Linked DNA regions of Mus musculus: region 2 is linked to region 1. Evidence: chromatin loops called from intact Hi-C (ENCODE). Cell type or tissue: heart. All regions are shown on one strand. Links, peaks and the distances in the headings refer to the core of each region. The heading gives the core; the rest is flanking DNA.

Evidence for each region. Peaks named below come from ENCODE experiments on the same cell type or tissue, not always from the same donor. Only the 100,000 strongest peaks of a DNase experiment are listed, where the experiment ranks them.
Region 2: it touches region 1 in a loop (2.1-fold over the local background); 3 of 42 quality-filtered maps call a loop at or near these places.

The regions. Positions count from the first base shown.
Region 1 is chr15:96,200,923-96,203,845 of GRCm38, reverse strand. The region is part of intron 1 of Gm38469; the gene reads left to right. It also overlaps the pseudogene Gm4371. Among named protein-coding and RNA genes, the nearest start is that of 2610037D02Rik, 4.4 kb to the right of the region's middle. In heart, for the core only: no CTCF peak of the experiment used is centred there; a DNase peak (open chromatin) is centred at 1,635.
Region 2 is chr15:96,270,841-96,273,763 of GRCm38, reverse strand. The region is part of intron 1 of Gm38469; the gene reads left to right. E330033B04Rik (RIKEN cDNA E330033B04 gene) reads left to right here. Exons shown (of 1, transcript NR_030690.1): 1 at 1-2,923. Among named protein-coding and RNA genes, the nearest start is that of E330033B04Rik, 3.0 kb to the left of the region's middle. In heart, for the core only: no CTCF peak of the experiment used is centred there; no DNase peak of the experiment used is centred there; H3K27ac peaks cover 533 bases.

The DNA.
Region 1 (2,923 bases), core at 329-2,828:
CAACCTAAGTAAAGTTTTCCAATCTCCGAAAACACTGCTTAAACACTTAAGTTATTAAAGTAGCAAAGTTTAAAATTAGTGTAGAGGAGAAGCTGCTGAGAGGGTTCAGAGGGTAAAAAAATACGTGTCACAAAGCTCTGATGACATGTGTTCAATCTCTGGAACCCACGGTGAAAGGAAAGAACTCGTTTCCAAAAGTTGTCCTCTGAGCTCCACATGTGCCCTACATATGTGTGTGCCCACACTCAAACACGCACACACGCACACGCACACACACACACACACCACACCACACCATGCACCATCAAATAAATAAAGTTGAAATGCTTATAAAATTAGCATATGGGAAGCAATAAATTTCATATGCAAAAGAATAACCAAGAAACTACAAATGTTTATTTTTAATTTGACACAGAATACCTAAGCATACATCTAATAAGAACTGATCAAAATTTGTGGGTACAAAGCATGTAAAAATAATAATAGAGACAGAAAGACAGACTGAGTTTGAATAAGAAGATTCATTATCATAAAAATATACACATTGGTTTTCTTGCTTGACATTCAACAAATTGATTATATATTTCACTTTGAACAACTAAATATAAATAGCTTAGAAAACCTTAAAAAGAAAAAATAATGAGTACAAACTCAGTCTTAAGCCAGATGTTAAAGCATTTTTTTTTTCAAACTATTTTTCAGCGTTTAAAACCTTCTGTGAGCAGCCTCTCTGCTGTTTGTGGAGATGCATCTCGGAATAGTGGATGCATACATCACCAGCTTAGCCATGAGGCTGTAGCTCTTGCCATCAGGATGCAAGGCAATACTGTTGATAGGTCCAAAGTGGCCCTTGAGGCTTTCAAACTCTCCTTCAAATGCCAACTGGGAGAACCTGGCCTCAAACTTGTCAATCCTGGTGGAGGCTGTGGTTTTATCTCTGGCTTCCTGACACCTTTCCAGTACCACATGGTCACAGATGAGAGAGAGAGTAGTGGAGTTGATGGAACATTGTGTTTGGAAAGTCTCCTGATAGTCAAGACTTATGGAGTCAAGTTGCTTGGCTGTGCTGTCCTTGGATGTGGTGACACACATGGTCATGCCTCTAGACAACTGGATGACAGTGACCTGCCATGGTGCTCTTTAACATTAACCAAGACCTCTCTAGACTTGGCACTGTGTTGGCTGAGCTCTTTCTACTCTCATGGCTTTCAATGATGTGTGTCCCCAGGGGTCCCCAAACAGCACGGTGATCTTGGAATCTTGCTGGGCATCTTCATGTAGGGCTCATTGCTGTTGATTTGGCTCAGATCCCATAGATCAAAGAAGCTCACAAAACATTGGTAGGCCATCTTTGTGTCTGTGAAGAACATGATAATATTCCCCTGAAAGTCAATGCCACAGGCTCGGACAGCTGAGTTGGTCCTGAGTGGAACCAACTGCTTCCCTGTTTCACAATCCCAGAGACAACAGCTGTTGTCAACTGAGCCAGGAGGGACATGAGTAGTGTTCCAGTCAACATCCGCACTCCACACAGCTCCACGTAGGTGCCTAGCCTCTTGCCATTCGCAGAGTACCACACATGGACAATAGGGTCTGTGGTCAGGGTGAAGAGGAGGCCTCCTTTGCAGTTGTGCTTGGTTTGCATGATGGACCAACCCACTCCTCGGCCTACAGCAGTATGGGATTCATCCCGGTGGTGACGCAGAGCCAGATGTTAAAGCATTTACAAAGTCTCTATAATTAGAAGACAATTGCATTGGCAAGTGAATAAGCTGACAACCAGTGGAGCCAAATAGAAAAATCCAGAAATAACCCTAAGTTATTTGCACATGGGTCTTGAGACTCCAGGGAAGGCTGCTTCTGAAAAATCTGTGGAGAAATACAGACTTTTTATAAATGATACTGGGAAAAATGAACCTCCACATGGAAAAGATAGAAATGACATCATCCTGTAAGAAATGACATCACCCTGTATACCACACACTAGTCTGCTATGCTAGTCCAAACGCTGGAGGAAATCATGGCGTGCTTCCTTTCATGAAAGCTCATGAAATTCCCCCAAACTTGGGGGAAACTTAATTATTTTAGCTATATTTTAAAAGTTCTGTGTGGAAAGTAAGCCACGAAGCAAGCAACCTAAAATCTAAGCAAGTCACCAGTGGAGTCTAGGGAGATACCTGTAACTCCTCATCTCAACCAAAGGTTAAAGTCTCTATCAGCTAATGAATGTCTATAAATTGAAAAGGCAAATAGCATCTTGTAAAACTGAGCGGGAAATCCACACATGGCTCACCAGAAAAAGAAATGCAAATGGACCTCCAGATGTGATAAGATGCTCTAATCAGCTCCTCGGAAGAGAGGGGTGGGGGAACTGAAACTACATTAAAATACCATCTCTGCCCTATCAGCCTGGCAGAACTCCAAGGGCTTAGCAATGGGACTGGCAAGGCTAGAGGGAAATTGGCATTCTCATGTATTGTTGATGAGGTAAAAGCCCAGAGGAGGGGACACGTCCATTATCAGAGTTCCACAAGCATTTACATTTTGACCCATTAATTCCATAGTAAGACATCTTTCTTATAGAGTAGCGGGTGGGAAATACAGAACGGCACATAAACAAGACAATTCAATTTGTGTGTGACAGCAGACTGGTAAACATCCCACAGCCCAATGCCGAGGGCCTACTTAAAACAAACTCTTGCTTAGCCACACAATGCAGGAAAGTTCAAGGGCAGAAAACATCTGTAATATGCCATTCATTACCTGGGAACAGGGATATGTATTTTATTTGTTTATATTATAAGCAGTTGATGGCGAAAAGCCCAGACTACTGAAAATGGCTATGTGAGGTACAGGGTAGAGGGTAGGGTACAAGGGATACAGGGATGGAGACGGTGGTCTATGATTCTTTGGATGTGTTTCA
Region 2 (2,923 bases), core at 245-2,744, 70 kb before region 1:
ACATACTCATAACCTTACATAGGTTAGTAAAAACCTAATAACCCTTGGATTAATTCTCAGATCTAATAAGCTTCTGCTTGCTGAAATTAACTATTATGGAAAACCATGCATTTTATACTTAATAAAGTTTTTATTTATAATTATATGTGTATAGTATTTTGCCTGCACTATGCCTGCACTTTCTGTTCCTAATACCCAAGGAAGCCAGAAGACAGTTAAGTTAATGTAAATGACAGATGGCCCAGTGGTTAAGAACACTGGCAGCTCTTCTAGAGGTCTTGGGCTCAGTTTCCAGGACACACATAGTGACTTACAGCCATCTCTTAACTCCGATTCCAGGGACATGAATTGTACTACTTTTTGGATGACCCTTAATGGAAAGTATGAAAATGTTGTCAAAATATCCCTTTTTTTTTTTTTTTTTTTTGCTAAATTTTATGAGGCATCCCCATGTAAAAGAAGTTCAAACAAAGTCTGATGGATTTAACGTTGTCCTAATAGAAATTATAATGTCCCTGCTTGAAGGCATTTTAAGATAGAAGATATTCACAGCAAGTGAATCAGCCTTATAAGCAACCAGATGTTTTCTTACTATATGAAAGGGCTTGACATGGTAGTAGGGTAAAGAGAAGCCAGAAACTCTATTAGACCTGGTCTGATACTTGCCCCCTTTCCCTATGGGTGACAGTCTTGCCATTTCCTGTTGCTGTCCAAAGGATAGCTGCACACACGTGTGGTCCCGAGACCTTTTCTGCAGTCTGCTATGCGCGTTTCACACACACGAGTACGTGAAAAGAATGGCATTGTCACAGATCGTTTCTGATAGATGCAGGTTTGACACTTTAAGCATATGCCTGCCTTTTTTAAATTATTACTTATGCGCAACTGCTGAAAATTGGTGTCATGCCATAGGTTGAAAGTAGGAGGTGATTCGTCACACAGAATGTCTAGAAGCCAGCAGTGGAACGGGCCACTGGAAATGGGGTTCTGTTTCTGGAGTAAGGAGAAAGGGGGGGGGAGATAGGAAAAAATGCAGTTCAGAAGACTTGACTGAACACCAAGATTCATGCCACAGGTCCGTTCTAATAATACTCGCAGGCGCCCTTCCACAGCTGGCGTGCTCGGCCTCCACCTTCCCCCACTCCTCTCTCTCACAGTGCTCACGCGCACACGCGCACACACACACACCTAATCCTTTAAGTTGCTTTGAAACTAAGATCAAGAGAGGTTAATATGGTTGTCTTGACAACAGCAGGTCAGACCTGGAAAGCGAGTTGGCCCTGTGCCAGGGTCTTGTGTTCTCTTGTCTCATGTCACAGCAGAGACACACTAATGTATGGCACATGAACTACATGGATACACTTCTCTAATAGAAAGTTGAACATAAATATTTCAAGGTCTCCTCCGGCCCCTCCCATCAGTGGTCGAATGCACCGATTCGTTGTTGTATGTTCCCTTGGCCACTGTTTCTTTGCTTGTGTAATTTTTTAGTGTGTGTGCACATGCCCATACCATCATTGTGTGAGTACATGTAGGTGCATGCTATGTGGATAATTTTTTTGACTAGTTTTTTTTTCATATACCTGGTTTGTGTAAACACGAGTAGACTACTTTTTACAGACGTGCACCTTACACTTGGCAAGTGGGACAGGCCCGCTGCTCACCCTCCCCTCTCTGCTTCATTTGATTCTCTTCCATTCCTGTATTCACTGACCACTGCAGGCTACCTTCAAGACGTTTCTATTCCAAAATTAAAAGTGTACAAAAATAATACCAAGCTATTTAAAATGTGTGAAGGAGTCGCTCTGTGATAGAATGCATTGGCTGAAAGAGCTGAACTGCATGGGGAAGGATTTTCAGGGCATTTTACAAACCTCTTCAGTGTCGTTTGTTAACTTGCATCTTTGTTCATGTTAGAGGTGTTTGGGTTTCCTCCGGTTGACCTTAACTGGACTAGGAAGACACTAAGGTCTCAGGTATCTCTAAACTTAAATCAGGTTAAGGCTTCACTTGAAGTTAGATGTCAGACGGTTATCTGTTTTCCCTGTGGACTGAAAGCCAGGTCTGAGGGTATCATGTGCACGCAGAAATAAACCAGAGCTCTCAGTCATCCGTGACTGTTTACGCGTAGGAAAGAACATGTATTCGTTTTGCAGTTGGCATGGATACAACCAGTAATGAGAAATGTCAAGAGTTCAAGTATTTATGATTAGTTGGCTCTAAGCACCTCTAGATTCAGTCTTGGATCATGTGGCTTTTCCATTAAAAAAAAAAAAAAAAAAAAAAAAACATAGGTTCTGACTAGCCATGTGTGTACACAGTTCTAGCCCCCCGCCAGGCAGTTATGGATGCTAGTGTACACAGTAATGCCTCCCCGTGCCTAGCAGGCACATGTGGTAGTTACGTCAGTCAGTCACACACTTCTCATTTGCTCTGGCAGACAATGAGCACTTTTAATTTTTTTTTTCAATATGATCAAACCCTGGTGCTGAAATGCTTTCTTTGATAATTATTGCATTTTACAATTTTATCAATAGTTAATATCTAAGTACACAAGAATTGTCTAAGGATAAAAACTCTTAATCCTGTTTACTCTAATAAATACTTTGAAATGCTGAATGAGCGGTTTTATATTCTACCCTTATTTCTCCAAAAGTGGGATAAGATTTTTTTTCATACGTAATGTTAAGCTGTTTGAAAACCCTAGGTATAGCGTGCTGTATTGTTTGAAGTGGTAACTATTCAACATATATCCTAGAATTAAATGATTTAGATTGAAAGAAGTAGTTTAGAATTTAAAAAAAAATATATTTTTTCTATAGATAATATGACTATAAGAGCAGTCCTTTCAAAGCTAAATATAGGTCATCATGTTTCTTTGAGAAAAAAACTACACATAGATAATTTGTTATTCCGGTATTTT